Regions from separate parts of the Homo sapiens genome. Here region 2 is linked to region 1. The links are chromatin loops, found by intact Hi-C in ENCODE. Cell type or tissue: heart right ventricle. All regions are shown on one strand. Links, peaks and the distances in the headings refer to the core of each region. The heading gives the core; the rest is flanking DNA. Region 1 holds the start of LOC124900953 (a long non-coding RNA gene). Region 2 overlaps PDZD2 (PDZ domain containing 2).

What was found. Hi-C counts contacts between places; a loop is a spot of excess contacts. Peaks named below come from ENCODE experiments on the same cell type or tissue, not always from the same donor. Only the 100,000 strongest peaks of a DNase experiment are listed, where the experiment ranks them.
Region 2: it touches region 1 in a loop (8-fold over the local background); 11 of 110 quality-filtered maps call a loop at or near these places.

The regions. Positions count from the first base shown.
Region 1 is chr5:31,852,975-31,858,344 of GRCh38, forward strand. The region is part of intron 2 of PDZD2 (PDZ domain containing 2); the gene reads left to right. It overlaps LOC124900953 (a long non-coding RNA gene), which reads left to right and starts at 1,882. Exons shown (of 2, transcript XR_007058717.1): 1 at 1,882-2,194; 2 at 3,184-5,370. RefSeq lists enhancers at 356-1,029, 1,030-1,702. In heart right ventricle, for the core only: a CTCF peak has its summit at 2,467 (motif pointing right); DNase peaks (open chromatin) are centred at 1,287, 1,537, 1,757 and 2,297; H3K4me3 peaks cover 2,920 bases; H3K27ac peaks cover 3,491 bases.
Region 2 is chr5:32,025,106-32,030,475 of GRCh38, forward strand. All of the region lies in intron 6 of PDZD2 (PDZ domain containing 2), which reads left to right. Among named protein-coding and RNA genes, the nearest start is that of MIR4279, 92 kb to the left of the region's middle. RefSeq lists an enhancer at 1,928-2,429. In heart right ventricle, for the core only: no CTCF peak of the experiment used is centred there; DNase peaks (open chromatin) are centred at 3,006, 3,146 and 3,866; H3K27ac peaks cover 3,648 bases.

The sequences.
Region 1 (5,370 bases), core at 278-5,277:
AAACATTGGGAAACTGTTGTGGAAAAAACACTCAGAAAGGAAGCAAAGGAGCACTTCTCAAATTATTATTAGAAAATTATTCAATTTGAACTTAATTCCCATAAAACTTATAGGATGCTAATGAAAGACTACCACTTCCTGGCAGAAGAGTGGGAAAAGGGAAGGGGGTGGAGCCAGCATTCACTGAGACCCTTATAATATGTGTAAGCCAGACACTTTGTGTTAGAGAATTCTAATACCCTTGGTTTTTTCTGAAATCATCAGCCTAATTTGCTTTGACCCAGGAATTGCGATGTTTGGAGGACTGGTCTACAAAGCTTGTTCTCACTGGGCACATGTAGTGTTCTCCTAAACTCCATGAGGTATTGTTGGTTGCAGTACCCAAAACTTCTTGAAATAAATCTTATCCTGGGGTTCTGTTTCCTTTTGGTTCTTCCGAAGGAGGAATACCATGACCTGACACTCCTTGCCTGTTTCTGGGTTGGCTGTTGTGCCCACCTGAATGAAGCAACTAGGGGTAATTCCAGGACTGGTAATGATGATAATTATTTACTATGTGCTCTGGGGCTGCTTCTGAGAGTGGGCAGATTTCCAGCCCAGGCTTGACATGGGTTGGCCCCTCCTGGGCTTTAATTACCCATTCCGGTGGCAGTAATGGTACTGGAATTGAAGCTTTCTTTTGCCTCCTCCATTATAATTAATTGCTTCGAATTCCACCAGATCTGTCCGTTGCAAAGCTCATTTACTTTTAGGGGCTGCTGGATGCCCACAACCAGAGCTTAGAGCCAGAGGGGTGGAGTGGGACTGGGGTGTGACTTAACCTGAACCCCAAGGAGTGGAGTGTGTGCCTGCCTGTGCAAGTCCCGGGAGGGAGGCCCAGGGCTTGAGTGAGTTTGTTTGCACTGAGATTGGTGCCATCAACCTCAGGAGCTCTCCATTCCTCTAGCTCAGGTCCCTGGGAGCTCCACCCTGGGTGCCTTTTGAAGCCAGGTGAAATGTGTTTTGAGCAGACGTTCCATAAAGGCTTGAGGTTTGGCACCAGTGACGCTTTTACTTTTCAACAAGTGTCAGGAGTGGAAAAATGGAAGAGAATACAGCTGAAGTTTTGAAAAGCAATGAAATGTGGGGTGACTCCCCCTCCCGCTGCCAGCCCCCCTCCCCTGCTTTAAGAAAAGCAAACACTCTTTTCCTGTCTTATTTGTGTTCCCATTAATTTAAGACAGGAAGCCTCAGTGGGTGTGATGTAAACAATTCGGCCTCGTGGGTCGGGCTTCCTCATCAGTTTGCAGCTGGAGCGATGGCTGCAGGGCCCAGGCCCACTCAGGCCTCCTGGGGGAGGGCTTGTTGACTGAACCCCACAGAAGGTGGGAGGGGTAGGGGAGCGGGAGAAGGTATAAAGGAAATGCTTCAGTCGTGCAGTCACCGGCGATTGTAATTCAGCGGTGTTAACTTTGGTTACTCCAGCCGAAAGGCTCTGACCGGGGATTTCTGGAAAGTTCCCTGACATCCTGCCCCATACGATGGTTGTGATTTTAGCTGGGGGCTCCACCCCTGTAAGAACTCAGGCTGCCGCGGATTATGAAACGGAGTGGTCATGAAGTGAATTGATGTGGGAAGGTGGAGCTTCTTGCAATGGCTCGGAGGGAGAACTTTTGGTGCAAACGAGGGTCTAGGGTAGGGCGCTTTTTCCTCTAACCTGCTCCAGGTTTGCCCCAGGAAGCTCCTGAGCCCTCGGTGTAAACAAAGGTGTCTGGATGAGAAGCCCCAAACTCCCTGAAATCCTCCCCAGGGCGGTTTCCTTTTCCCGGCGAGGGGAGTGACCGGGGAGGGGATCTTGGAATGCCGTGGGGTTTTGACAAGTGAGCAGGGGAGTGGCGAGCCGAGTTTAGGATTGCATTACAGGCTTTTCCTAACCTCCTCCACCGCGGCGCGGAGGGAGGAGGGGGGGGTCCTCCCACAGACCTGGAGCCGGCGGAGAGCAGCCTTCGGGAAGTCCTGCAGGAGCCGCGTTCCAGGAGGGCAGCTGGCAGCCGCCCCAGGCCCCCGGGCCGCCTGCAGGTGATTAGGCTAATGAGCTGCCCCGGGGGCGCGGAGACCGGCCTGGCGAGCGGATTACCCGGCGCCCAGCTGCTGCCGGCGGAGACTCCCAGGAGCTCCGGAGAGGAACCCTCCGAAGGTGACTTCAGAACTGGAGGTAGGAAATCGGCTTCTCAGGCGAAAGCCTCAGGTTTTCTGATCTGATCCAGGTCGGGTGCAGACTGGGGCTGAATCCACAAATGTGGAGATTTAGCCACAGCCTCGGAGGCGCGGAGCGGCCACCTAAGCGTCTGCCCTTCTCGTCTCCCGGATCACTGGGGTGTGTTGTTTTTAAAGTGGGGGATTTGCGTGTTGAGAGACGGTTTGTGTTCCTCGGGAGGAGTAAGTGACTTGGAGCTGGTTTGTCAATGGCTGGACGGAAGGAGGCGCCCCGGCTGTGTGTGACGGGCAGGGAAGGGGTGCCCAGAGGGGACAGGTAATAGGGGGTTCCGGAGCCACGGCGGTTTCAGAACCTTGGGGCCTGTGCCGTTGAAGCCCCGGTAGGGGCGGGGGGCATGGCAGCAGCCCGGGAAATCTGTCATACTGTCCCCCATCCCTCGCTAGCAGCAGAATGACTGAGACGGAGCAAAGCTGCTTTCTCTACCCGCGGGAACTGTGGATGATTTCACAAGAAGTCGTGATGGCATTTGGAGACAGATCTTTGCCCCCAAATTACTAAACAGCCTGCTTGGACAACAGCCCCACCACTGATTCCCAAAATGTTTTGATCATAGGATCCACAAATCAAAGATATTTAAAGATGCAGGATGTTTGGAAAGAGAATGGCATTTTCTGTCCTGTAGCTCCTCTCTACTAGGTAGTTGATAAACACCAGAAGTGAAATGAAGTCAGTCTTGTCTCATGAGATGGAGGGAAAGAAGGCGGTAACTACAGCTGTCATCCTGGGAACCATGTCTGGGAGAAAAAGACTGTGAATGTAAACAGTAAACAAATGCTTTTCATAGAAATAGGCCAGGCTGAGTTTGGTATCATAAGGGGATATAATAAACTCTAAATAATATAGACATATCTTTAAATACATACAAAATAATATTTTCAGAGTTTGCACTCTTACACTGTTTTGTAACTCTCAATTCAACTTTGCAGGTGAATTGCAAGGGCCTCATCTCGTCCCCAGCTGCTAATCTGGCCATTGAATGCTAACCTGTAGGCCTCCGTGGCTCCTTTTGCTGAGATGTTAATGGAGTTGAGAGGATACGGGACCCACCCACAGTTAATCCAGGATCTTCAGTCAAACCCAAGGCCCCTGGGTGCAGCTGCAGGACTCACAGACAGGATGGCCTCTGGGGAAAGAGGCCTGTGTCAGGTCTTAAGGAAGAAAAAGAGTTCTCAGAGCGGGCCACAAACAAAAGAAACAAGAAAGGGAAAGTGATGGGGTTCGGAATCGAAGTGAATTTAAGGCTTATCTGGGCCCTCACCCTCTCTGAGCCTGCATTGCTGGGTGTAATTGCCAGCCTCCCTCTTATCTAGAGTGAAGGAAAGATGGTCTAAGAGCAGCAAAGTCACCAAACTGCCTTTCTGCCTCCTCACGTCCCTAAATTTCCCAGCGGCGCACCTGGCACGTAGTAGCGCTTCCCTTGAGCCTCTGTTCCTGCTAATCTCTGTCACACTTAGGGATGGTGTCGTTGAAGAGAATGGTGAGTCCATTGCACTGTTTCCTGGGACATCAAGGTCGCTTACCTGCTCTCCCCTTTTGCCTTCTTCATCGTCTTCTGTTTCCCAGAGGTTTGGCCAAGTGCTTGTTGCTCTGCCCTCCAGAGGGTGGGTGCTTCCTGATTTTACTGGATTTTCATTCCGGAATCAGACTTATAGCGTGAGCTTCCCTCCTTATCAAAACTATATATATATATATATATATATATATAACTTTAAAAAGTCAAATATGTCTACAAGGCTTATAACTAGGGACAGTACTCACTCACCTTACCTCTTACCAACTTCCAGTTCTTTGTCTTTTCTAGAGGCGTGGTCTTGTTATGTTGCCCTGGCTGGTCTCAAACTCTTGGGCTGCCTCAGCAAACCTCCTGCCTCAGCCTCCCAAAGTGCTGGGATCATAGGCGTGAGTCACCACACTCAGCCTCAACTTCCACTTCTGTGCCCCAGAGACAACCATTTTCAACTCTTTGCACTTATTTCTAGTTAGCAAGTACATACTGCCCACTGGGTCCCTCCCTCATGAGAACTCTGTCCTCCTCCGCTTGCCGCTCTTGAGGCCAGTTGCACATCCATCATTGTGGGGTCTCCTCTCACTGTTATTATGAGAATTTATTTTGCTGATTTCTCATGTAGCATCCCGTGTGTTTTAGACCCCATGTCTTCCTTTTTCTTTACATTCTTTTGCTGGTAAAATACACCTTCCAGAAGTTCCTGAGAAAGAGGACATGGGAGGCAAGTTTTTTGAGATCCTCCAAGGTTGACATAGGTTGCATGGAGTAGGAACTCTAGGTTGGAAATCCCTTTCTCTCAGAAGTTAGAAAGCATTGCTTTTCTAGATTTCAGAATTGCCATTGAGATGTGTGGTGTCATTCTAAAGGCTTATGCTTTGAATGGATATCCCCTCCTGAAAGTTCTTAGGATTTCCTCGTCATCCTCTAATATTCTCTCTGTTGTCATGAAGTTTCATTGTAAGACTTGGTGTGAGTCTTTTCCCATCCATTTTACTAGGCTTCCAGTGGGCTTTCTCAATCTAGAAACTCTGCCCTTCCATTCTGAACAGTTTGCTAGAGTTTTGTTGGTTTCGTGTGTGTGTATTTTTATTTTTATTTATTTATTTTGGAGATGGAGTCTCGTTGTCACCCAGGCTGGAGTGCAGTGGTGCGATCTCAGCTCACTGCAACCCCTGTCTCCCGGGTTCAAGTGATTCTCCTGCCTCACACCCCGAGTAATTCGGACTACAGGCATGCACCACCACACCCAGCTAATTTTTGTATTTTTAGTAGAGACGGGATTTCACTGTGTTGGCTAGGCTGGTCTCGAACTCCTGAACTCAGGTGATCTGCCCGTCTTGGCCTCCCACAGTGCTAGGATTACAGGTGTGAGCCACCGCACCTGGCCTTTTTTTGTGTGTTTTTAGTAGAGGCGGGGTTTCACCATGTTGGCCAGGCTGGTCTCGAACTCCTGACTTCAGGTGATCCGCCCATCTTGGCCTCCCAAAGTGCTGGGATTATAGGCATGAGCCACCGTGCCCAGCCAGTTTCCTAGAGTTTAAAAACAAAAAAATTCCTTCCTTCTCCTCTGGGACACCCAGTTAATTGGAAGGAGACCCGCATGGAT
Region 2 (5,370 bases), core at 222-5,221, 170 kb after region 1:
AGCCCATGAACTCAACACTATTCCTAGAAAGAAAGGAAGGAAAAAGAAGGAAGGAAAGAAGCAGCAAGGAGCTCATATTGATCTGGGGAAGGCAGCGGAAGGCCAGAGAGTGCTGCCTGGAACTTAACAGTGAGCCCTGGCCGGGTGCGGTGGCTCACATCTGTAATCCCAGCACTTTGGGAGGCTGAGGAGGGCGGATCACCTGAGGTCAGGAGTTCAAGACCAGCCTGACCAACATGGAGAAACCCTGTCTCTACTAAAAATACAAAATTAGCCGAGCGTGGTGGCACATGCCTGTAATCCCAGCTACATGGGAGGCTGAGGCAGGAGAATCACTTGAACCCGGGAGGTGGAGGTTGTGGTGAGCCAAGATCGCGCCATTGCACTCCAGCCTGGACAACAAGAGTGAAACTCTGTCACAAAACAAACAAACAAACAAACAAACAAACAAAAAACAACTAGTGAGCCCAAATGTAACCATGATGCTTTTTTTTTTTTTTTTTTTTTTTTTTTTGGAAACAGTCTCACTCTTGTCACCCAGGCTGGAGGGCAGTGGCATGATCTCGGCTCACTACAACCTCCACCTCCCGTTTCAAGTGATTCTCTTGCCTCAGCCTCCCTAGTAGCTGGGATTACAGGTGCCCTCCACAATGCCCAGCTAATTTTTGTGTTTTTAGTAGACACAAGATTTCACTATGTTGCCCAGGCTGGTCTCAACCCCTGACCTCAAGTGATCCACCTGCCTCAGTCTCCCAGAGTGCTGGGACTGCAGGCGTGAGCCAACAAGCCCAGGCCACGATGTCTTACTTTTCACCTAAAACCTGCCTAAATGGCATGCCCAGTTAAAACAATCTTTTTCTGTTACAATAATCCATGTAAGAGTATGACACATTTTCTGAAAGATTTGTCTAAAAAAGAGCCTGGTATGTTTACTGTTGCTGCTGAATTGGATTTGACTCTGCTGCTGTATCAGGGCCCCTTCTGACAATTCACCTCTTGCTTCCTTTCCTGCTAATTGTCCTGTTGACTACTATTTTTTTTTTTTTTTGGTAACAGTGTCTGGCTCTGTCACCCAGCCTAGAGTGCAGTGGCACAATCTTGGCTCACTACAACCTCCATCTTCTGGGCTCAAGCTATTCTTCCACCTCAGCCTCCCAAGTAGCTGAGACTACAGGCATGTGCCACCACACCCAGCTAGATTTTGTATTTTTTGTAGAGACGGGGTCTTGTGATGTTGCCCAGGCTGGTCTTGAACTCCTGGGCTCAAAGCAATCCGCCCGCCTCCGCCTCCCAAAGTGCTGAGATGACAGGCGTGAGCAACTGCGCCCAGCCTTGTGTACTTCTTAGGGCTCTTTTACATGCCTTTCTTTTTTTAACAGCCTTCCCACCACTACCTTTTACATGTCTTGAGATTTTCCTGTATGCATGTGTATGCGTGCACGTGCACGCACGCACACACACACACACACCTGATTTTGTCATTCTGGTGTTTAAAGCATATCATAGTCCTACTTCCAGAAATACATCCAATGCAATGAACCTGGTAGCCAACACTGCTGAGAAATGACCCAAGGGTCTACCTTGAGTAGCCAGCCCCCAAATCCAAAGAATAGCTCCAGACCCCATAGTTTTCTCACCCACTAGGTCATGGGACCATGGCAAGAGTGAGAGAGTTCCACTTCCCAGAGGATGCCTGTTATTACCTTACCTCAATTTGAAATCTGTACTAAGGTTGAACACATGCATTCTCCTCCTTGACCTCCACATCCCCTGTTGTTTCCTTTTTTTGTTGTTTTTGTTTTTTGTTTTTGTTTTGAGACAGAGTCTCGCTCTGTCGCCCAGGCTGGAGTGCAGTGGCACGATCTCGGCTCACTGCAGTCTCTGCCTCCCGGGCTCAAGCAATTCTCCTGCCTCAGCCTCCTGAGTAACTGGGATTACAGGTGTGTGCCACCACGCCCGGCTGATTTTTTGTACTTTTAGTAGAGACGGGGTTTCACCATGTTGGCCAGGCTGGTCTTGAACTCCTGACCTCAGGTGCTCCACCCGCCTCGGCCTCCCAAAGTGCTGGAATTACAGGCGTGAGCCACCATGCCTGGCCCCCCTGTTATTTTCAAAGAGCTGAGAGTTACTAGAGGACACTAGCCTCTCTTGGGAACATGACACATACAAACCCACTGCAAGAGGGTCAGTTACAAGCTAATGACTGATTACATTCCTGTGCCCTTAAAGGTGATTACCTCAACTTTCTAAGGAACCAAGAGATCTCTTTAAATTTCAACGCATAAAAATAATCACTCTCAATGTGTGTTAAGCCCATTCAAATTGTTTGGGGGTGATGAATGGGAGGAAGCTGGAAATGGGCTTAGCTAGAACAAGGGCAGTATTAATTCATTTGCGGAGCCACAGCCTGAGCGTCGCAGTGGGCATCAGTTGCGGCTCCCCCCACTCCCAGCTGCATCTGACAACCTCTGATCTATGCACACATGCCCGGCGTGTACCAGAGCACGCCCAGGGTTGACGAGTTTGACTTTGTGGTGTTGCTGTTTTCCTCTTTAGTTCTGAGTTACTCTCTTGATTGGAAAGCAGCGGGTCGAGTGTAGCAGTAGATTCCTGTTTTAATTTCTACACGTAACTTGCAGGCTTCTTGCTACTTTGTGCTGATTTATTGTTGTCCTGATTCCCATTTTCTGAATGGTTATTCATTCCCAGCCCAGGCCTCTCTGATGACCATCTGGTTCTCCTTCGGTCACTCAAACATCTGCCCCAGAGACTTGGAAAATGAGCTTCCTTTGGCAACCTAAAAATAATCTTAGTGTGACTGAAGCCTGAAAGGGAAATCGCTGCGTTCCACTGTCCTATGGACACTGACCGGGGAATGAGCCAACAGAGCTTCCTGGGGATTTGGAGCTTAGATGTCTTCTGTCACATCTGCAGATTTTTTCTTTTTTTTTCAAGTCTTGGGAACCATAAAAACATGGTGAGAACTGGGTGCAACCAGTCCTGAAGTTTTCTTTGGGACTAGGCAAGCTTGCACAAAGGAAACAGCTGGAGATAAAAGCCACGCTTTGCATGGTTTGTTCGTAAGGCTGCAAGAGCTGGCTGAGAAAGACAGCGGATACTCAGGATTGCGACATGCTATTAGTCACAGTGTGTTCCAGGAGAGCTCACAAATGCTTTGAAACAGTTACAGGATATTTCTAAGGATATTTAGCTTGGACCTAAGAGGCCTGTCTCATGGGCAATGATGGTTTGCCCCCCACCCCTAGAAGACGAAATTTGCCAGAAACTAAAACTCAGTCCCTGTGGTATTTCTCATCCAAAATTATTTCTAGCCACATTGTCTAGTGCAACTTTTCAGAGGTTCTGCAATGATATAAAATGTCAACATAATAATGTTCAAATAAATTAAATGCCCTTGTAGGTCATAATCCAAAGATCTTAAAATCTAAAGTAATTAACATCTCAACTTAAATTTCCTTGACTTTTTGTGTTTAAAAAAAACCAAAGCCCTTAATGGCCTCCTTTGATCTCTCCTATTTCTTATTTTGCTCCTTCTATTTTTTTTTTTTGTTTTTTTTGTTTTTTTTTTTTTTTGAGACAGAGTCTCGCTCTTGTTGCCCAGGCTGGAGTGCAGTGGCACAACCTTGGCTCACTGCAACCTCTGCCTCCCGGATTCAAGGAATTCTCCTGCCTTAGCCTCCCGAGTAGCTGGGATTATAGACATGTGCCACCACACCCAGCTAATTTTTGTATTTTTAGTAGAGACGGGGTTTCACCAGGTTGGCCAGGCTGGTCTGGAACTCCTGACCTCAAGTGATCCGCCTGCCTTGGCCTCCCAAATTGCTGGGATTGCAGGCGTGAGTCACCGCGCCCAGCCATTATTTTGCTCATTCTTAGTTAAGGAGATCCTTGGTGCTGGATGCTGGAAAAAGATTGTGTTTTTCAGCATCTGCAGCCTGGGCTGTTTTCCACAGGAATAAATACAGTTTTTTCCAGCTCCAAGAAGACTGAATTCATTCAACAGCAAGTCTCTCATGTGCTTTACTTTTTAGTGATATGCAAATAAAAAAAAGTAAGTGGACCCTCAATAGTATCAAAACATTGTCCCCACGCCCTTAACATTTAGAAAGATGACCCAAACCCCAGTCCCTAGACAGTTGTCCTAGGCAAGATTTTGTTCTTGGGACCTTATTTAAATTTGCCAAAGGTAGTATCAAGAACTGTAAAAAAAAAAAAAAAAAAAAAAAAGCTTTTCCACTATAGTTTCATGGATGCTGGCAGGAGACTTGAGATTCCTGAGTCAGAGACAAATGACTTTTTATTACTCATGGCACAGCAACTAGATTTTAGCTTCCCTAATCCCAGTTTTTAGGATTTAACCCCAGTTTATTTAGGGCTTTATGTTCACATCATTTCCCCTTTCCCCTGCAAGTCCTGTGGCGGTGACACAGGCTCGGGGGTGTGCACATGCAGTGGATTTGCATCACAGCTGAGGATCCCTCACCATAGGCAACCTCAGTCTTTTATGATGGGCTAGAAGCAGACCTGACCAACCTTTGCACCAGAGGAAGGAACCTGTCCCTTCCTCCTGAGACACTATCTAACTTTCAAGGCTGTTCACTCTACAAACATCCCTGGAAAGACAGATAATTCCATGTAACAACAGCCTCTGTCTCTGTTTGCACGCCATGCAGAAATGCAAGAGACCCAGGGAGAATTACCTCCCAATAGGGCAGACCAGAGAGACTCAGTAATATCAAGAAAAGGCAGGTTGATGAGGAAAAGATTCTTGGCTTCTCTTAAAGATGCCAGTCAGTCTGACAGTTGTCTGGAGTTCACGACCATGAACTTAAAGCCAATTGGCAGGAATCTTCCTCCCAACTGGAGTTGGAGGGAAATCAACCCGGTCCTACTTCAAGTGCTTTCTGTGTGTATTCAGTAGCTTCTTGACTGGCATTTTCACTTTGACATAAAAGTAAAGGGCTTCATGGCGTGCTGCATTGGGTGTAGATGGTGCCTCTGATGGAGCTCTACCTTCTTAAAAGCAGGAATGTTCAGTCAGTCCTGGGCCACATTTTCCATTTCCACTGCCTCTTGGCATGGAAGTGCTTAGACTGAAGAAAGCTTCATCTCTCCTTCCACATTTGTTGAGCTGGAAAAACACCCTCCGCAGATTCATGATCCAGACCTTCTGTTGATGATTCTAGAGCTTGTGCCCCTAATGAGCTAGTAAGGGCTAATACCTCTGCCGCCTCTTCCTTGGGATTAGTTTTTTCTCAGGTTTTGAGTGTCCCAGGGATCACGTGGCATTGCTTTCTCCTACATATTTTGGGGCAGTAATTGGATATGTCTGTAGTGATTCATATCCTT